Linked DNA regions of Homo sapiens: region 1 is linked to region 2. Evidence: read pairs that join two places in POLR2A ChIA-PET (ENCODE). Cell type or tissue: Caco-2. All regions are shown on one strand. Links, peaks and the distances in the headings refer to the core of each region. The heading gives the core; the rest is flanking DNA.

Region 1 (10,721 bases), core at 2,651-7,650, 110 kb after region 2:
ATGAGAGGCTGACTGGCTGGCCAGCTGGTGGGCTGGCTGGATAGGAGGCTGGATGGGAAGGTGGATGGGTGAATGGATGGATGGGAGGGTGGATGGGTGAATGGATGGATAGGAGGCTGGATGGGAGGGTGGATGGGTGAATGGATGGATGGGAGGCTGAATGGGAGGGTGGATGGGTGAATGGATGGATGGGAGGCTGGATGGGAGGGTGGATGGCTGAATGGATGGATGGGAGGCTGGATGGGAGGGTGGATGGGTGGCTGCATGGGAGGGTGGATGGGTGAATGGATGGATGGGAGGGTGGATGGGTGAATGGATGGATGGGAGGATGGATGGGAGGGTGGATGGGTGAATGGATGGATGGAGAGAAGGGTCCCTGAACTGGTAGACTCCTTAGTGCCCAGCATGAGCTCTGCCTGATTCCACTTAGGTAAAGGGAAATTCAATGGGCAAATGAGTCCTTCACTCCTTCCTTGCTCTCAGTTCTCATATCCACTCTACTCCCAGAGCCCATCTATTTTACCTCTAACTCTCTCTCCAACTCCCCTACCACCTCCCAACAAAGGCCACTACCCCCTCTAGCCTGGACACCGCAGCACCCATCTCACTAGGCTCCCTGCTGCCTTCCAAACCCTACTTCAGGTCATTCTCTGAGGGCAGTAGGAGGAGTTATGATGTAAATTAGCACCTACTTCCCACCGCCTCAAATCTCCCACTGGCTCTCCTGGAGCTCCTAACTGGGACTGAGTTACCTCTGGACCTCATCTTCCACTGCCTTCACGCAATCTCCGATCCCTCTGTGCTCTGCTATTAAGTGGTCTCCTTGCTGTCTCCAACAGGCACCATGCTCTCACCCACTCCAAGACTTAGAACACTCCTCTGCCACCCATCCCCAGCCTCAGAGCCAACATACCCACATTTCACCCACCTACTTCCTACTCCCCTTCAGATCTCAAGTCAGCAGCCACTTCCACAAAGAAGCCCTCCTTGACCCCCAGCCTGGACTTTTATTTTACAGCTCTTCTTACAGCTGCAGGCATGTGCTTGCATGGTTAGTAACATCTGTCCCCCAGGACACAAACCAGCATGGGCCTGGGGCTCTGTCTGTCCCATTCCCCGCTAGGCCCCTGTACCTAGCATAGCATCTGGCACTAAGTCAAGCTCATTGAGTATTAGTTTATTTATTTTAAATATAAAGGTTTTAAATAAACTGCACACAGGCTGGAGTGCAATAGTGTGATCATAGCTCACTGTAGCCTCAAACTTCTGGGCTCAAGAAATTCTCCTGTCTCAGCCCCCCAAGTAGCTGGAACTACTGGCATATGCCATCATACCTGGCTAATTTTTTTACTTTTTTTTTTTTTTTTTTTTTTTTTTGTAGAGACAGGGTCTCACTACGTTGCTCAGACTGGCCTTGAACTCGTGGGCTCAAGAGATCCTCCCTTGGCTGGGTGCAGTGGCTCATGCCTGTAATCCCAGCACTTTGTGAGGTCAAGGCAGGCAGATCACCTGAGGTCAGGAGTTCAAGACCAGCCTGGTCAACATGGCGAAACCCCATCTCTACTAAAAATACAAAAATTAGCCAGGCACAGTGGCACACGCCTGTAATCCCAGCTACTCGGGAGGCTGAGGCAGGAGAATCACTTGAACTTGGGAGGCAGGGGTTGCAGTGAGCCAAGATCGTACCGCTGGACTTCAGCCTGGGTGACAGAGCCAGATTCTTGTCTCAAAAAAAAGAAAAAAGATAGAGATCCTCCCTCTTCGGCTTCCCAAAGTGCTGGGATTACAGGTGTGAGCCACTGTATTTGTTGAGTGAATGAATGAACAAATGAATAGATGGAAGCCTGCATGAATGGGAGGGTGAAGGATGGATGGAGAGAAGCAGAGTAAGGAGCCAGGAGGGAGAGGGTGAGGGAAAAGCTGTTTTCACAGGGTGGCTGAAGGTGGAGGAGCCATTCTCAAAGGAGGTAACATCTGAGAAGAATCGGGGGCCATGGGCTATGGCTCACGCCTGTAATCCCAGCACTTTGGGAGGCTGAGGCAGGAGGATTGTGGGAGGCCAGTAGTTAGAGACCAGCTGGACAACATAGTGAGACCCTGCCTCTACAAAACATGAAAAAGTTAGCTGGTCGTACTGGTGCACACCCGTAGTCCCAGATACTCAGGAGGCTGAGGCAAGAGGATCACTTGAGCCCAGGAGTTCAAGGCTGCAGTGAACCATGATTGTGCCACTGCACCCCAGCCTGGGCCACAGAGCAATACCCTGTCTGAAAGAGAGAGAGAGAGAGAGAAAGCATCAAGGGGGAGGAGGGAGGGGCCTTGTGAGCGCTGGGGCAGAGGACACGGCATTGCAAGGATCTGCCCCACCTGGGGCCAGCACACATCTGGTACAACCAAAGGACGCAGGAGTAAGCAAGGAGGAGCAGGGTACTGGAGAGGCCAGCAAGGGGTCAGCAGAGCCCCTGGGCCCTGGGGCTGGTCCCAAGGGTGATAGGAGGAGCCAATCAAGGGCCTGGGACAGAGCAAGACTTTGTCTGACTTTCTCCCCTGAGTAGAACATAAGTTCAGGGAGGGCAGGCCCTGGTGTCTTGTTTGTGGTTGTGTATGCACCTAGTGCTGAGTTCAGTGAGTGGCAGAGTGGATTCTACACCGGCGTCGGAGGACACATCTGCCACCCCTGCTCCCCAATACAACCCATTTCCTGCCCAGCAGTCACAGGGGTTCTTCTAAAACAGGTGGTGTCTTTCCTCTGCTTCAAGCCCTCTCCTGGCTTCTGGATCACTCAGAGGAAAAGCTCAAGGCCTTGTGATGGTTCACAGGCCCTACCTCAGGGATTCTCAGCCCCAGCACTAGTGACACTTGGGCCGATGACTCTGTTGTGCAGCCTGTCCCGGGCACTGTAGGACGTTTAGCAGCATCTCTGGCCTCTACCCACTAGATGCCAGTAGCACCCACTCCCAGTGGTGACACCAAAATCTTCAGATACTACCAAAGGTCTCCTGGGCGACAAAGTCTTCCCTACTGCAGGGAGAGGAGGGATGGAGGAGACCTCTGTCCTAGACCCCTACTGAAAATAGCACCCCCAACACTTCCCACCCTGGCTCCCAGCTTTATTTTCTCCATAGCTCCTAACAGCATCTGCCATTTCTTTGATTTATTTGTGTGTTCAGTTGGTCTGACTCTCAACCTAGAATGAGCTCCCTGAGGGCAAGTCCTAGCTTGGATCTCCCCTGGGGCAGCACAAGGTGATCTCCCTCTGTTTGCAGAGATGATGCCTTAATCTCCTGAATTTGGATCCTATCTCTTTGAATTCGGATTGTCACTCCCTGTTTGACGGAAGAAAAAACTGAATAAGAAAAAAAAATGGAGGCTGGGCATGGTGGCTCATCCCTGTAACCCCAGCACTTTGGGAGGCCAAGGTGGTCAGATTGCCTGAGGTCAGGAATTCAAAACCAGCCTGGCCAACATGGTGAAACTCCGTCTCTACTAAAATTACAAAAATTAGCTGGCTATGGTGGCGGGCACCTGTAATCCCAGCTACTCGGGAGGCTGAGGCAGGAGAATCGCTTGAACCCGGGAGGCAGAGGTTGCAGTGAGCCGAGGTCGTGCCACTGCACTTCAGCCTGGGTGACACAGCGAGACTCCATCTCAAAACAAACAAACAAACAAACCAACAGGATCAGAGAGGTTGGGTGACTTAGCCCAAGGATGATCGGCTTAGCCTGTGATGCTGACAGGACTGAAACCTAGGGCCTCTGCCTCTAAATCTCAGTTCATTTGACTCTGTCTGTGTCCCTGACAGGCCTCAGCCTGGGACAGGGTGGGCAACGAAGAGGCCAGAGCAGCTGGGTCCCAGGAAATGAGCACTCCATTGGGGCTCGAACCCAGGACCACCTGGATATGAAGCAGATGAGAGATCTCCCCACCAGGCATGAGAGTTGGGGGAGCGGGGGGGCGGTTATTGCTGGGGATGCAGGTGAAATTATTCCAGTGATTCATTCATCCTAATTGACAAGGTTCTATTGAATTCCTTAAAAGCCCCAGGCTGTGCATTTTGGAAAACATGGCTGCAGTGCACTGGGAAATGTCCTCTGATATCATGCAGGACAGCAGACACTCTTTAAAGACAAAAGTTGGGCCAGGGACAGTGGCTCAAGCCTATAATCCCAGCGCATTGGGAGGCTGAGGCAGTAGGATCACTTGAGCCCAGGAGTTCAAGACTAGCCTGGGCAACACAGCGAGACCTCATCTCTAAAGAAAACAATAAAATAAAATAAATCAACCAGGTGTGGTGGCGCATACCTGTAGTCCCAGCTACCTGGGAGGCTGAGGCAGGAGGATCACTCGAACACAGGAGGTTGAGCCTGCAGTGAACCATGATTACGCCACTGCACTCCAGCCTGGGCAACCAAGTGAGATCTTGTCTCTTAAAAAAATAATAATAAAATAAAAAAATGAAAAATAAATAAAAAGGATAAAAGTTTGTTGAATTTACCCAGTATACATTCCAATTGGGGTGGGATGCTCAGGAGAATGGGGTGCAATTTCCTGAAGAAGAGAATGAGCTTTTCATAAATTACCAGGAGGAAAATAGTGCATGTCAGAATAAACTCTGTCAAGAAATACAGCAGGGCAGCCGGACAGTTAATAATTCAGAGCTGTTCCATAGCACTCCTCGGGATTTAAAAAATATTTCCTTGGGATTGTTGCTTAAAAATACTGTTAATGGCCGGGAACCTTCTCATTGTCATTAATGGGCCAGCTGGGTGGGGCTCCTGGTGGTCCCCCAGGAAAACACCAGGGACACCCATCTCATTTTCCTCGCAGAGCCCAGGATGGGCGGTGAGGACTGGCAGGCTCAGAGGGGGCAAAAGTCCAGCCCCAGACCACACAGCTAGGAAATGGTGGCTGGAGCTCCAATGGGAACCCAGGTTGACTTTCAATGACTCCACCCTGACTCCGGGCAAGGGTTTCCCCTTCTCTGCACTTCCAGTTTCCTCATCTGTAAAATGGGGACCCATGTATTAGCTCAGAGAACAAATATTTATGGAGTACTTGATTTTTTGTTTGTTTTTTGAGATGGAGTCTCGCTCTGTGGCCCAGGCTGGAGTGCAGTGGCACATCTCGGCTCACTGCAACCTCCGCCTCCCAGGTTCAAGCAATTCTCCTGCCTCAGCCTCCCGAGTGGCTGGGATTACAGGCGCCCGCCACCACGCCCGGTTAATTTTTGTATTTTTTAGTAGTGACAGGGTTTCGCCATATTGGCCAGGCTGGTCTTGAACTCCTGGCCTCAGGTGATCCACCTGCCTCGGTCTCCCAAAGAGCTGGAATTACAGGCATGAGCCACTGTGCCCAGCCGGAGTATTTGTCAAAATCCAGGTGTTAGGATGGACGGTAACCGAAACAGACCCAGTCCTCTCACTTCATGGAACTCGGTCTGGTGGAAGAGTCAGACAGTGACCAAATATATCTCCTCAAAAATGGTAATCGGTATATCTAGAAAACAAAGACGAGTAAAGGGACAGGGGGGAGGGGGGAGATTTCAGTTAGGATAATCAAGGAGAGCCTCCCTGGGCAGGTGGCAATTGATGACAGACCTGGAAAAACAGAGAGGGAGCTGAGAGGCTTTCAGAAGAAGAGGGCGGTGAGAACCGCAAGTGCAGGGGCCCTGGGAGGGGCTTTGCCTGCAGTATTGGAGGAACAGAGAGGGGCCAGCGTGGCTGGAGCACAGCGAGCCAGCGGGAGAGAGGTGGGAGGAGAGGTCAGAGAGGACGGCAGCGGCCAGCTCCTGGGAGACCCTGTAGACGTTTGAATTTTATTCTAAGAATGATGAAGATCTGCCACAGGGCTGGTTTGCAGGGGATGGATTGGTTATCTATTTTATTGGTTTATCTATTTATTGGATTGGTTATCTATTTTAAAAAGATCCCCTGAATGCCAGACACAGTGGGTTGTGCCTGTAATCCTAGTGCTTTGAGTGGCTGAGATGGGAGGATCACTTGAGGGTAAGAGTTTGAGACCAACATGGACAAAATAGCAAGACCCTGTCTCTCTATATATATGTTTTTTAATTTAGACCGGGCACAGTGGCTCAAGCCTGTAATCCCAGCACTTTGGGAGGCCAAGGCGGGTGGATCACCTGAGGTCAGGAGTTCGAGACCAGCCTGGCCAACATGGCGAGAGCTCATCTCTACTAAAAATACAAAAAAAAAAAGACTTAGCCAGGCTTGGTGGTGCATGCCTGAACTCCCAGCTACTACTCAGGAGGCTGAGGCAGGAGAATTGCTTGAACCCAGGAGGTGGAGGTTGCAGTGAGCCGAGATTGCACCATTGCACTCCTGCCTGGGTGACAGAAGGAGACACCGTCTCAAATTAAAAAAAAAAAAAACTATGTGTGATGGTGCACACCTGCGGTCCCAGCTATTCAAGAGGCTGAGTGGGAAGGATCACTTGAGCCCAGAAGGTTGAGGCTGCAGTGAAGTATGGTCACACCACTGCACTCCAGCCTGGGCGACAGAGCAAGACCCTGTCTCTACAAAAAAAATAAAAAATAAAAGACCCTCTGAAAAGTCTCCAGATTAAATTGTCAAATGAAAAATGAACAGGACAGAACCACATGCACAGTATGCTACTGTCGGCTTTAAAAAAAAAAAAGGTATGCATTGTATATACATAAAATTATCTCTGGCATGATAGATGAAAATAGGAGAAGCTGCCTGCCTGTGAGGAGGAGTCCTGGCTGGCTGGACTGGGTGGGAGGGATCATTTCTACATTTTTTCTTGCACCTTTTGAATTTTGAACCATGCAAATTTGTTACCTAGTCAAAAATAAATAAATAAATACTTTTTGGAAGTAAAGAAAAAAAGAAAAAAGAAAATGAAAAAGAAAGGCCCCTCTGGCTGCCGTGTGGATAATGGATTATAGATTCACCAGGGTGGCTGGGGTGGGAAGGAGGCTTGAGTGAGTTGGTGGGGATGAGGCTGGGGGTGGGATAGTGGGGAGGGGGCTGAGGTGGGGAGGAGGCTGGGGTAGGTTGGTGGGGAGGCTGGGGTGGGGAGGAGGCTGGGGGTGGGATGGTGGGGAGGAGGCTAGAGTGGGGAGGAAGCTGGAGTGCAGAGGAGGCTGGTGTGGGTTGGTGGGAAGGAGGCTGGGGTGGGGAGGAGGCTGGATTGGTGGGGAGGAGGCTGGGGTAGGGAGGAGACTAGGGTGGGGAGGAGGCTGGGGTGGGGAGGTGGGGAGATATTTTCAGTTCCACTGTGTAGATGAGGACTGTGAGGCTCAGACAGGCCAAATGCCAAGCTGCAGACCTTTCGGCTGGAAAATGGAGGATGGGCTTGGATGAGAACCCAGGCCCATCAGGGTCCTCATTACCTCCCTTCTGTTCTCTGCTATGTGTTCCCTTGAGGCCCCGGTATGAGGGATTTGGTTCCCTGGGTCCCGTACCTACAGCAAGATCTTGACCACAATAGGTGCTCATAAATGTTTGCTGAGTGATGAATTTGCTCATTTGATCATTCATTCATTCAACAAATGTATCAGTGACTCCTCTGTGCCAGGCATGGTGCTAGGGCCCTGGGATTCAGCCTTGAACAAGAGAAAGCTCCCACCGTTTTGGAGCTCACATTCTCAGGGGGCAGGGGTGTGACAGGCAATCAAGATATGTATAATATGAGCACTAAGAAGAAGAGAGCAGACCAATTGAGAGGGGAGGTGCCTTCAGATGGTCAGGGAGGGCTCGGAGGAGGAGGGCATGTGACAGTAGAGACTTGAAGAAGTGTGGGTTGGGTGCCTGTAATCCCAGCACTTTGAGAGGTTGAGGTGGGAGGATCCGTTGAGGCCAGGAGTTCAAGACCTTCCTGGGTAACAGAGAGAGACTCCGTATCTACCAAAAAGCCGGGTGTGGTAGTGCACGCTGTGATCCCAGCTACTCTTGGAGGCTGAGATGGGAGGATCACTTGAACCCAGGAAGGTGGAGGCTGCAGTGAGCCATGGTTGTGCCACTGCACTTCAGCCTGGGCAACAGAGTGAGATCTTGTCTCAAAAAAAGAAGAAAAAAAAAGCGGTGTGGAGTTTGCCCCGGGGACACTGGGGGAAGGCCATTGTAGGCAGAGGGAACAGCAGGTGCAAAGGCATGAGGTGGGCTCGTGCTTGAAATGTCTGAGCAACAGCAAAGAGGGGCAGTAGAGTGAGCCAGGGGGACAGGCAGCCAGGCTAGGCCATGCCTCGTGGGTGCTGGATTCCTCCGGGGATGGCAGAAGGCTATGGAGGGCTCTGAGCAGGGGCTTAACAGGCTCCGAACGAGGTTTAAAGCGAATGAAGCTGCGCCCTGTACCATCTGTGGCGTGGGGACCGTGGCGGCCTAAGCTGCACAGGCTGCCTTGCAAGATTCTGGGAGAAGAAAATCTCAGAGTGCTGAGGCCAGAGGGACTGCCCCACCCTGCAAGGATCTTGGGTGTTCTGGAGGGGACCTGGCAGTGCAGACAGAGCCTGGGGTTCATGTCCTGACTCTACCACCTCCCAGGCGCAGAGCTCAAGACTGCTCCTGGGACCTCCGCTGTCTGCCTTGTCACAGGGGGACAGGGTCAGGGAGGGAGAAGGATTCCTGAAGGCTGGCGATGCTTGGTGTCCCGCAGTGCAACTGCCAGTGGCAGAGCCCGACCCGGGCAGCTGAGGCCCACCAGGAGGAAGCAACGGCCTGGAGGCCGAGGGGCCACCGCCACCTCCACTGCCCGTCGCTGCAGTCCTGGCTCTGGCTCCGGAGGCCTGGCTGTGGCCTCCTGTGCTTTCACCATCTGTGCACTGCGCTGGCCAGGCGTGCCCTGCTCTAGGGTGCCCATCTGGACGCCAAGCTGACAGCACATCCGGCTCGAGCAGGGCATCTTACAAACCATCGTTAGACCTGTCAGGCTTCCAGCAATTTTGTTTGGTTTTGGTTTGGTTTGGCCCCACTCCTCTCCTAGGGAAGGGAGAGGTCAGGGAAGGGAGAGGAGAAAGGAGCTCAAGCTTCCTGTCTACTCTTTCTGGGCTGGCCAACACTCACCATCTCATTCTGTCTTCTCAGTCCCCATTGACAGGTGGGGAAACTGAGGCTGAAAATGGTGACTGTCCAAGGCCACTTGAGGGTTAAGTAGCAAAGCCAGAAGTTAAATCCAGGGCTACTCTTGGAGGCTGAGGTGGGAGGATCGCTTGAGCCCAGGGGAAGGTCAAGGCTGCAGTGAGCCATGGCTGTGCCACTGCACTTCAGCCTGGGCAACAGAGTGAGATCCTGTCTCAAAAAAAGAAAAAAAGAAAAAAGCAGTGTGGAGTTTGCCCTGGGGACACCGAGGCAAGGGCATTGTAGGCAGAGGGAACAGCAGGTGCAAAGGCATGAAGTGGGCTCGTACTTGAAATGTCTGAGCAACAGCAAAGGAGGGCAGTAGAGTGAGCCAGGCTGGACCACGCCTCATAGGTGCTGGACCTTCTCCCCAGTCCCAGTTCCCACTGGCACCTGACTCCTGGTAGGGGCTTGGGTGTGGGTGGGGTAGAGAAAACAGCATCCTCATTCCAGATTCTGGGCCAGGAAAGGCTCCTGGCCATGGTTCCTCTGTGGCGGTGGGGAAGAGGGCCGGCGGGCAGGCTGTGCTGTGAGCCTGGCTCCCTCCTCCCTGTGGAGGGGCCATGACCCCGGCTCAGGTGACACAGCACCTGCAGCACGAGCCGCCACCTGCCTGGCCTGCTGGTGACAATATTCCCCGAGCAGCGGGCAGGCTAGGGGGCCTCGGTTCACCGGCCCAGCCTCGGGAAGCCCAGAGAGAGAGGTCAAGTGTGCTGCTGCCAGGCTTCCAGAAGCTTCTCCAATTTCTGCGGTCCCAGCAACTTTTGGTACGGATCTAGGGCAGTCTGACCCCTGCTGGACCCCTCACAAATGCCGGGTCCCGTATGCACACTTGAAGGTCGCTGCCACCACGAGCAAGGCCTTCTGCCCTTGGCCTGTTAGGGGCCTTGGAGACTCTGGAGAAAACCCCCAGTGGCACCACTGGGCCCAAGAGCCACCAGCAGCCAGCGCCATTGTCGCCACTGTGGGTTAAGAACTACCCTCCCTCTACTGTGGGTTAAGAACTACCCTCCCTCTCCCACTTACCTTTTAAAAAATGCCTATAATTTTACAAAGGAGAAAATGTGAAGTCTTTTTTTTTTTTGAGACCGAGTCTTCCTCTCTCCCCTAGGCTGGAGGGCAGTTTGGACGATCTTAGCTCACTACACCCCCACCTCCCGGGTTCAAGCGATTCTCCTGCCTCAGCCTCCTGGGTACCTGGGATTACAGGCACCCGCCACCATGCTCGACCAGAAAATGTGGTCTTTTACATATCAAGGAAATAGTAACTGGCTGGAAAGCAGGAAAGAGCATCAACTCCCTATTAGACTCATCGGAGCCGAACTCCCTGTTAGACTTATCGGACCCGAACTCTGATCTTGATCTGCACTTCAACCAGTGGCCTCAGCCCACTCCCCTGGTCTTGCATTTGTCTCACTGTCTCCCCTAAAGACATCCCTTCCTCCCCTTCACCAAGCATGTCCCCCTTGGGGTCAGCCCTCGCCTGGACTATTGCAGTAGCCTCCAGGCTAGTCTCAGCTACCCTGTACACCCTCCAAATAGGCCACAGAGTCTTTGTCTCAAACACAGGCCAGACCTCCTGCCCTTACTCAAAACCCTACCATGGGCCTCTGGTGGCCCCAGGAT
Region 2 (10,721 bases), core at 2,899-7,898:
AGGGGGATGGAAGCCTGAGAAAGTTCCTGCTGGAAATCTGAACCTTGATCCCTAGTGCTGACTGAGGAAGCGCTCTCTCCTGGGCCTGGCTTCCAAGGAGGGGGCTTCCTCGGAGTCCTGGCCTCCTTCTCCTCTGTTCCCCAAACTGGCTCCAGCCTCCCCTGGCCCCAGGTCCTGCTCCAGCTGTTACCTCTCAGCTTCCCTCACCCAGGCCCTCTCTGCTTGCCCAAGCCAGGCATTTTAAAAATAAGCCAGGCCCGGCACGGTGGCTCACACTTGTAATCCCAGCACTTTGGGAGGCCGAGGAGGGCGGATCACCTGAGGTCAGGAGTTCAAGACCAGCCTGACCAACATGGAGAAACCCCATCTCTACTAAAAATACAAAATTAGCCGGGCGTGGTGGTGCGTGCCTGTAATCTCAGCTATTCAGGAGGCTGAGGCAGGAGCACCGCTTGAACCCAGGAGGCAGAGGTTGCAGTGAGCCGAGATCGCGCCATTGCACTCCAGCCTGGGCAACAAGAGCAAAACTCCATCTCCAAATAAATAAATAAATAAGCCAGTGCCTCTGAACTTCCTGGCACTAGCCCCTTCTGTTTTCTGTCCCAGGTGACAGCTCTGTGGCTGCTGTTTTGTCCCCTCTACTAAGAAGAGCTCACTGTCTGTGAAGGGGTCTGCTCCTCCTCACCTGCCCTCCAGGACCCAAGGAAAATTCTGGGCCAGGACAGAACAGTAGAGGAGAGGGAGGCAGAGGTTAATGGGGGCAAGCTAGAACCTCCATCACGTGGGCTCAGACAATGGAGCTGCACCACTTCACACACTGCTGTGAGGACCATTAAAACCATTAGCGGGACATTAGCTCTGCTCCAGGAACTGCAGAGAGGGAGGCAAGGGAGGTGCCCACAGTCCTCCAGAGGTGAGCCCTGAGCCTCTCTGGGCCTCGGCTTCCTCTGGGTGGGAGAAGGAGCACAGTTGTCTCTCTGCTTCCACAGCTAATTTCTACAAGGGGCCTGAAATCTTCCTTCCCTGCCCCTTCCAAGAAGATGGCTCAGTCCTCTGTGCAACTAAATACAATTTCCATTTTATATCTTTTTAAGAGTATTCCCAAATAAAAAAACTCTTTGATCAGACCACACTCCACTATTTTCTGCTCAGTGTGGCCACTTTGATGACAGCTCTTGGGGTCTGTGTCTTAGGCTGGAGGTGCCGAGAGGGTGGAGTCTAACCCCCATAGCGGTGCCTTGTACATTGAGGACACTATAAATATTGGGTGCACTGAACCAGACTTCAAGAAGAATCTTTCTTCTTTCTGTGAATCTTGTTATTGAATTTTCATATTATCTAATACCCTCTGCAGAGAAGGACTCATTTTCTAGCATATTAATCTGATACAACTGGCCTACAAGTAACATGATTCTGTCCAGCCCTCAAGAAAATCCCACCACCTGCATTTTGATCAAAGCAAAGTGAGGGAAAATGTTCTCCTTATCTTACCATTTGTCTCTTGGATACGTGATGTTGGAAATAAACAGATTATTGAGATTTTTTCTTACCCAAAGTTTTCAGATATAGAGCTTTGTTCAGCATTAATAAAATATTTATCCTGGCCGGGCACAGTGGCTCATGCCTGTAATCCCAGCACTTTGGGAGGCTAAGGCAGGTGGATCATGAGGTCAGGAGTTCGAGATCAGCCTGGCCAACAGAGTGAACCATGTCTCTACTAAAAATACAAAAAAAAAGTAGCCAGGCCTAGTGGCGGCCTCCTGTAATCCCAGCTACTCGGGAGGTAGAGGCAGGAGAAATGCTCGAACCTGGGAAGTGGAGGTTGCAGTGAGCCGAGATCGCACCACTGCATTCCAGCCAGGGTGACGGTGTGAGACTACATCTCAAAATAAATAAATAAAATAAAATAAAACAAAATATTTATCCTGGTTACCGGTTACTTTAGAATTGGATTTATTTTCCATGTAACCTGCATTAGAAATTTGCAAACACTACAGATGTCCTCTTTTGGCATTTTGTGGTCAGAGTGATGAAATGAAACCACTCTCAAAGCCTTGTCTTGGGACATCGGATTTGACAGCAGCCGAACCTGTCCTGCGGCTGTGTTTGGATGGTGGGGAGTCATTCGCCCACCCTGGCCTGCCTTTGCTGCACAGGAAATAAGCTAGTAATTCAAGTATATGTATTTTTAGTTCTAACTCAAGCTGAAGAATCAAAGACTGCTGGGTCCTTGGCCCTTCCTTGATGCTGCAGATAAATAATCTGGTGAGCCATGTGATTTCATCTTGCGCCACGTGCCCAGCCATAAAACAGGGATAACGGCACTGCCTAAGAGGCTGAGGCCTTGAGAGCTCATTGCTTTGCATGGAGTGCTGAAGACTGACAGATGAAGGGCTCTAGGCATGAGGCGGGAGGCTGCTTCACCTGCCAGGTGGTGAAAGGCAGGCCTGAACTTCCATCTCCTGCCGCACTCAGAAGAAGCTGGCTACATTCAGAGGCCCCCACCTGGAAACTACTAATGAAGCTGAGGAAGTCACATCCAGCCCCACTGTAAGCAGAGGCCACCTCGATCTTGGCCCTGCCCCAGCTGGACTCCCAGAACACCCTGGAGACAAATGCCCTCCACAGTCCTTTCTTCCTTTGGGAGCTACCAGAGCCTCACCAGGGCAATTCCTGCATCTCAGGTCATGAACTTCGGTTCATCCCCTGATACTCATCAGGTGCTTATGCACACAACACTGTGCTTTCCCCCTTTTGCTTCGGCAACAGAACTCCTCACATTCTCTGCTGCAGCCACACCAGCCCCTCAAATCTCTTGAAGGCTTGGTCCTCCCTTGAGCCACAAGGCCTTTGCATAAGCTGTTCCCTTGGCCTGGAACTCTCTTCCCCTCAGATTCCACTCTCAGCTGAAGCTCCCTTTCTGAGGCACAGCTTCCCTGACCCCTGCCTCAGTCCACCCTCCAAGCCCACCCTAAGTACCCCCAGTGCCACGTGTCCTTCTGCACCATGGCAATGCCCCACTGATCACTTCCTCCATTGTTTATCACTGCCTGCTGTGAGCTGGGCATTTGTGTGGGATCCTCTGGCTGGTGTCTGTCTCCCCTAGATCAGAAGAAAATACAGGGATGCCAGCCGGAATCTCAGCACTTTGGGAGGCCTAGGCAGGCAGATTGCTTGAGCCCAGGAGTTCGAGACCAGCCTGGCCAACATGAGGAAACCCTGTCTCTACAAAAAATACAAAAAATTAGCAGGTGTGGTGGCAGGTGCCTGTAACCCCAGCTACTCGGGAGGCTGAGGCAGGAGAATCACTTGAACCCAGGAGGCAGAAGCTACAGTGAGCCGAGATTGGGCCACTGCACTCCAGCCTGGGTGGCAGAGTGAGACTCTGCCTCAAAAAAAAAAAAAAAAAAAAAAAGAAAAGAAAGAAAATCTAGGGGTACTGCTGTTTCTGTAAATCCTCAGAGCCTGGCTCACAGAACAGAGCTCCATAAATATTTGTGGAATGACTGAATCCTCGTTAAAGCACCTAACCCATAGTCTTAACTCCCCTCCTTCCATTGACGCAAGTGAAGATACAGTTAGGATTTTTAACCAGATCAAATATCTGATTTGTTAGTGAGAGATCGCAACTTGCACGACACTGACCACTACTGGTTCTAGTGGTGACCTGGATTTAGTGCCATTCTGTATGAAACAAAACCAGGGGGCTGTGCTTCCGGCTGTTTGTGCGGTTTTGTGCTTCATTCTTCATGGGCACAGATGAGCACGGTGATAACAGTGTTTACGAAGCCAGGTGCCGGAGACAGTGAGGATGGCTACAGGAAAGAAAGGCCACAGATTGCTCTTCAGTGGCAGTGAGAGGAGACCTAATGCAGAGGCTGCACAGTGGTGCTGGGATTCTATAACCAACAACAAAAGCAACACCCTCATTACCGACACTCCTGCAGCTCAAACTACTTTGCCTTTGTGCGTTGGAAACCCAACCCAAGCCCATTTTCCCCACTGGAATTATTTGTGATGATGTGAAGTTTTTGGAGATGCAACCATCCCAGAACAGGCACGCTCAGATGAGAAGACGTGGGAGACACAGTTCTAGCAAACAGTTCTACCGCTCAGAGCAAAGCCTACGTCACACAGCCTCTAGGGTCTGGGCACAGTGTGGGGACAGGAGGGCTGGCCGCCCTGCCTCTTGAAAGGAATACGCAGCTCTGCAGGTTCAAGCCACCCAGCTGAAGTCCTCAAACTGGGTAACACGGGCCAAGATGCCACCTGCACGTGTCCTGCTACATCACCATGGATCTGGCCAAGGAGCCACCACCCCCTCGGAGCACGCATGCTGGGGTTGTCAAGGAGACCAGTGCACAGGACGGCCGCACCCAGGGCTGGAGACCGGCAGCGCAGGACAGCTGCATCCAGGGCTGGAAGACAGACTCGAGTTCTGACCCATCTTTCAATGGGAGAGAAAGAATCCAATCCCCTGCTAGGGCCACAAGGACATGATGGGTTTGGATGCCATAAGAGATGAGAACACTCCAAGCTGAAGGCAAGAAGTGATTACCCTGGTTTTAGGCAGTGGTTGGGGGGTGGAGGTGGAGGGGAACTCACCTAGTCCTTCTTTGAAAGACAGTCAGGCTACGTGCTTTGCAAAGGGTTAGGAGGTGGACTGTGTGGGAAGGCAGGCGAGAGGGAGTTTCTTTTCATAGCCTGTTTCCATGGTGTCTCACGGCCCTTGGCAAACCCCAGCTGGGGAGGCTTGGACGGCCAGGAGGCCCCAGGTCCACCCTCCAAGGACTATCCCCTAGTCCTCTGGGCCCCAAGAGTGACAGAGGCCACAGGCAGGCGGCTACTCTCTCTTGCCTCCCTGGGGGAAGGTGGCAAGAGGCCAGCGATAAAGGGCAGAGCAGAGAAAGAACAACTCCAGGGGCCAGGGCTGCGGCTCCCTCCCTTCCACGTCCCCTCCTCCCCCTCCTCCCACGAGCCCACCCAAGGGGAAAGTTTTCTCCCTGAAGACCTGCAGGGCTGTCTGCACAGGAGACCCTCTCACGAGAAACACATTCTTGCCTCCCGCCTCTCCGCCTGGACAACCCAGATAACCAGATAAGGGCCTCTTTGATTTCCCGTGTGTTTACACAAGCTGTGGCCCCAAGTCTTGGAAAGAATCAACCACCGCCAGGCAAGTCAGGACGCCTCCAGGTGGGGTGAGGGGAGACGGCCGCCTTACCTGCTCCTGGGAATTCATCACTCGAAGCTTCATCTGCTTCAGGTAGGTGGAGGTGAGGGGCATGTTGTAATCAATAATCCCAGAGACCAGTGGAGATGGAGGCTCGTTTTCTGGCAGAAAGAACAAAAGGAAAGCCCTTTCAGTCTGTGCTGCGGGCCTGTTGCCCACATGGAGCATTTAACAGAGCCCGTGGAAGAGGAAGCCACCTTGGAGGAGAAGGGACAGGTCAGAGGTCGCAGACTCTGTGGCTCACCCACATCTGGCCCAGAGATGTGGACTGCATGGTGTCAAAAATATTTTTTTTTTATTAAATGCCAGTGTTCTATTTAGAGATTTCACACGTTAAAAAACAATGAGGCCGGGCGTGCTGGCTCATGCCTGTAATTCCAGCACTTTGGGAGGCCAAGGCAGGAGGATCCCTTGAGCCCCAGGAGGGGACACAGGCCCCAGGAGTTCGAGACCAGCCTGGGCAACACAGGGAGATCTCGTCTTTACAAATAATAAAATAAATTAGCCAGACGTGGTGGTGTGTGCCTGTAGTCCTAGCTACATAGGAGGCTGAAGTGGGAGGATCGCTTGAGGCCAGGTGGTCAAGGCTGCAGTCTGCAGTGAGCTGTGATGGCACCACTGCACTCCAGCCTCAGCAACAGAGTGAGAATCTATCTCTAAAAAACAAACAAAAAAACCCAGCAAACCCACCCCCACAACACACACACACGTTTATAGGAATTTTTGGCTTCTTTGAAGAACATAAGGTCTGGCCACATGGGGCCCCCACTCCCGAAGGCAAGCAACCACTGCCACTTCAGCAGCCACTTCTTTTAGACAGGGTGTGTGGCTCCCATTTTGCCACAGTCCCCACCACTCCTTATCATATTGCACAGCTTTGCTCATTTGCAAGTATCAATTATGATACTTGCCAGACCCTTGAAGGCATCTGTGTTTCCAACCACTGTCTAAGTCAGTTATCTTCCAGGTGAACACATGCCACTCTCACCTCACCCAATCCCGCCACCCCATAGCATCCCCCAAAAACATCCTCAGGTGCCTTATGCCTCCCAGGTCTGAGCCAGGCCTTCAGTAGCCCCCAAATTCTGGTTCCTCCTTCATCATATGCAGAGGAACATTCTCCTCCCATTTATTCCTTTGTTGTCCTGAAGATCAAAGTGATGCATGTTCTTTTTGCAGAGAATTTGCAAAGTACAGAAAGATGTAAAGAAAAAATTTAAAAACCATAATTGCACCACGCAGCTTGGCATATGCTTCTGTTTATTTTTTCCCTGTGATTTTTCTTTTTTACACATGATCTCATAATGCATACAGAGAATTCCAGTCTGCTTTTAAAAAGTTTTTTTTTCCTTAACATTTTGTCATAGGTATTTTCCCCAACATCAAGAATCTTATTTTGCTTTGTAAGTAGAATTTTTATGGCCATGTAATATTTTACCATAATTTGCTTAAGTCATTCTCTAACGATTGGCTATTTAGGTTGTTCCCATTGGGGCTATTATAAACAACACTGCAGGGGACATCTTTGTGCATAAATATTGCTCCGTATTTCTGATCTTATTTCTTGCCTTTTTGGAACAGATTACAAGAAATTAAAAGGTAGGGACATAATTTGATAACCATTAAAATCTCTGACCAAGCTGCTGTAGGAATTGTTTCAATTACTTGTTACCTGGCCTCCTCCTCCTTCTTCCAAGGACTTCAGGCCAGATTCATTTTGCCCCAGCCTTTTAATCAAAAGGTGCCCCTGGTACATAGTCCCACTGATGGGCTGGGATTTCCATAGCGTGAGGAAAAGTGGGAGCAACTTCCAGACCAAGTGCCCTCTACCATCACAAGGAGGCCCAAGAGACAGGCTGCAGGGTGACAGGGCCGAGGTCCAGGAGGACCAGAGGATATCCGGGGGTGACTTATAATACCTGCCCCTCAAGAGCCATAGCCCAAAAGGGTCCCTGCAACCTTGAAAACGCGATACCAAGGGCAAGAAGCCAGACATAAAACGACAACCACTGTATGATTCTACTTACACGAAATACTTAGAATAGGCAAATTCAAAGAGACAGAAAGTAACTCGAGGTTACTGGGGACTGGTGGCTGAGGGAATGGGACGTTATTGCTTAATGGGTACAGAGTTTCTGTTTAGGGTGATGAAAAAGTTTTGGAAATAGATAGTGGTGATGATTGCTCAACAGTGTGAATATAATATCTTTAAAATGGAACGATTAAGCCGGGCACGGTGGCTCACGCATGTAATCCCAGCACTTTGGGAGGCAGAGGCAGGAGGACTGCTTGACCCCAGGAGTTCAAGGCCAGCCTGGGAAACATAGTGAGTCCCTCGTCTCTACTAAAAGGTAAAAATGTTAGCTGGGTGTGGTGGCACGTGCCTGAAGTCCCAGCTACTCGGGAGGCTGAGGTGGGAGGATCACCTGAGCCCAGGACGTTGAGGCAGCACTGCGATCCAGCCTGGGTGACAGAGACTGTGTCTCAACAACAACAACAGAAACAAACAAACAAAATTATTAAAAAGGCAAGTTTTTGTGCTGTAAATGTTTTACCATAATTTAAAAAGGAAAAAAAGTCTGCCAACAAGCGGTGAAGTTACCCAAAGAGGACAAGGGAAGTTCCTGCTTGGCAAGGATAGGAACAGCCCTGCAGAAAAGGTGGGGACCCGGAATAGCTGGGGCCTAGAGGATGGGGGTCCTCTTTGACGCTGTGTACTTCTGGTGACTTTATAGATCAAATAACATTTTGAATAAAGTTTTACAGGAATGCAGAACTTAGTTTTGCTCTTTAAAGCTACCCTGTCACATATAGAATGTTTCATTCTTTGTTCTTTGAGGAAGAAGTAGACGTCGGCTGGGTGTGGTGGCTCACACCTGTAATCCCAGCACTTAGGGAGGCTGAGGCAGGCGGATCACCCGAGGTCAGGAGTTGGGAGACCAGCCTGACCAACATGACAAACCCCCACTCTCCTAAAAATTCAAGAATTAGCTGGGCATGGTGGCGCATGCCTGTAATCCCAGCTACTTCAGAGGCTGAGGCAGGAGAATCACTGGAACCCGGGAGGTGGAGGTTGCAGTGAGCCAAGGTCATGTCATTGCACTCCAGCCTGGTGACAGAGCAAGACTCCGTCCCAAGGAAAAAAAAAAAGTAAATGTCACTAATGGAATGGCTAAGAAACTGGCCTGAAAGGAACCACCCCCTCCTCCTCCTTTTTTTAAGAGAGACTTCTGCTTGGTTGGGTGGCAGGGATCCTCTGCACCGATACCAAACTCAAATGGGTTTCCACCCCACCGTCAACCTAGATTTGACTTTCTTAACCTCAGTGGGGTTTTAAACCCTAGCCCCATACATTGACCGGGTCGGATGCCACATGTCAGGCAGGCAGTCTAGTGATGACACTGAGATGGTATCGCTCAGAAGAGCCGTGGGTCCTGTTTTCAGAGGTGGATGTTTGGACTGAGAATTCTGCCATTTCTGTTTCCTCTAAGAGGAGGCTGTCTGGTGAGAAGCTGTTAAGCACCATGGTGAGTGTGACATCATGGTGAGTGTGAAGGGCGCCCAGCACTCTCGCGGCCCCGGTCGGCCCTTCGTTGGGTGTTGCAGGGATTGTCTAGGTTTGGGAGGCACGGAGGCGGGGAGCTGTGTTCTTCTACTGATGGTCGCCCCTGTCCTGACTGCAGTGTCATGACTGTTCATGAGAAAGTATCTTTAATAAAGCTAGTGACAGTGTGGCTTAGGAAAAATAAAACAGTGGCCAGGACAGCACCCTTGGGAGGCGTGAGAAGAGGTCTTCCTTGGCCTGTTCCCACCCCAGTGTCTCCAGAGATGAGAAACCACTTCCCGTGCCTGCAGGTAAGCCAAGAGAGCTCAGAAGAGGAAGGCAGGATGTCCTGGTCTTGGGGAAGCTGGAACATCCCGAGCAGACCCCTAAACCCATCGGAGAACACCTTACATTGCTGTAAGGTGAAATGCTTGATTTTGCAGTTCCAGAATGAGAGTTCTGTGGGGGAGGGAGGACCTCCGCAGGGAGGGGACATTCTAGGTGAGGAAATGAGCCATGGAGCCATGGGTGGGAGGTCAGAGCTCAACCACACCAGGGTGAGGAGAAAAGCAGGCAAGCTTTTCAGCAGTGAGGAGCCCCAGGTGTTCTGGATTCAATAAGTGGGTGCACACTGAGAGGATGGGCTTAGTGGGAAAGAGACGGAGCAGGGGCCAGTGGAAGCCGCAGAGTCAGATGCTCACCAGTGAGAAAAACGCCAGGATGGGGGACAAGGTCAGGTGGAAACGTGAACAAGGAAGAAGTGGGTTCCTTGGACTCTGAGACACGCCGCCCCCCTCCCTGCCCATGGTCAACATGTGGTGCCACACTCGAGCCTCTACAAATGACCTGATAGTGCGGCACCGCTGGACTCTGTTGCCATGGAGAAGGGTGAGCTAGGAGCTAGCAAGGGTCACGGAGCCTAAATCATCCAGCAGGTTGCTGGCAAGAGAAGCACAACAAGAGCCCAGAGAGATCTTTCAACATCTCTTTGCCAAGAAAAATGGAAACCAGCCCAGGCACTAGACCTAGTTTTATGCAGTCTCGAGAATAATCAATGATGTGGGTGCTTGGGCCAAGCCAGGTTGTTTGCTGGCCTGTGCAGCTGGGCGCCAATGGCACTCATCAACCAATGCAAACCTCAACCATGGGAGTGACCCTCATTTCCTCGTGGGAACACCAGGTGGTGATGCTCACAAGCTTTCACCTACAGCACGAAGAACTCTCAGTCCAGAGACAGGTATGAAAGATCTTCCAGGCAGGGGTGGGCGTCGAAGGATGTGTGCACGATGGGGGCCTGGCACAGAGAGGCCGTGAGACCAGCCAGCCTCAGGGGGTTCAAATTTGGAAACAGAGATCCCAGGCCTGAGACCAGCTCAAAAGGTGGCAAAAAAAAAAAAATCTCCTTCCTGGGGAAGTAAATCATTGAATTGGCAAGTCTTCGAGGAGTGCTGATGTGCATGCTATCCGGGTGGGGAACGTGAGGAAACTGTGTGCGGTGCAGTCCCCAGGCTCAGGAAACAAGGGTGAAGGATGAGCAGGGTGCGACAGACGTGAGGCCATTAGGGTCACTGGAGGAAGAGCTGAGAGGGCCCCGGAGTCGCTCAAGGAAGCTTCGTAGAGAGAATCGGAATGGGACTCACGAACTATTGCTCAGCTGACAGCTCCTTAGCACCTGCTTAGGGCTCCACACACACACTCTGGTTAGAGGCTCCCAGGAACCTTGTGAGGTGGGTGCTCATAGTAATACCCTGACTTTACAGATGAGGCAACAGCACACAGAGAAGCTATGCAACCTTCCCACAGTCCCACAGCAAGCAAGTGTGAGAGCCGGGAGAGGCCAGGCTGGCAAGGAGGGATGTGGAGGGGCCAGGCATGGAGGGCCTTGGAAACCACGCAGAGGAGTCTGGGCCTGGTTGTGAAGGGGTGGAGACCCAAGTGGACAACCTG

What was found. Peaks named below come from ENCODE experiments on the same cell type or tissue, not always from the same donor. Only the 100,000 strongest peaks of a DNase experiment are listed, where the experiment ranks them.
Region 1: POLR2A ChIA-PET joins it to region 2 with 7 read pairs; 3 of 35 experiments call an interaction of 5 or more read pairs at or near these places.

What each region holds. Positions count from the first base shown.
Region 1 is chr20:32,614,068-32,624,788 of GRCh38, forward strand. No RefSeq gene overlaps it. Among named protein-coding and RNA genes, the nearest start is that of NOL4L-DT, 32 kb to the left of the region's middle. RefSeq lists enhancers at 5,033-5,533, 9,187-9,737. In Caco-2, for the core only: no CTCF peak of the experiment used is centred there; DNase peaks (open chromatin) are centred at 2,845 and 7,204.
Region 2 is chr20:32,506,126-32,516,846 of GRCh38, forward strand. NOL4L (nucleolar protein 4 like) reads right to left here. Exons shown (of 11, transcript NM_001256798.2): 4 at 5,222-5,331. It overlaps LOC101929698 (a long non-coding RNA gene), which reads left to right and starts at 3,834. Exons shown (of 3, transcript NR_110619.1): 1 at 3,834-4,543; 2 at 5,090-5,263. RefSeq lists enhancers at 1-458, 459-1,140 and a silencer at 4,853-5,248. In Caco-2, for the core only: CTCF peaks have their summits at 3,639, 3,963 and 4,270; DNase peaks (open chromatin) are centred at 3,717, 4,332, 4,806 and 5,156; H3K4me3 peaks cover 465 bases.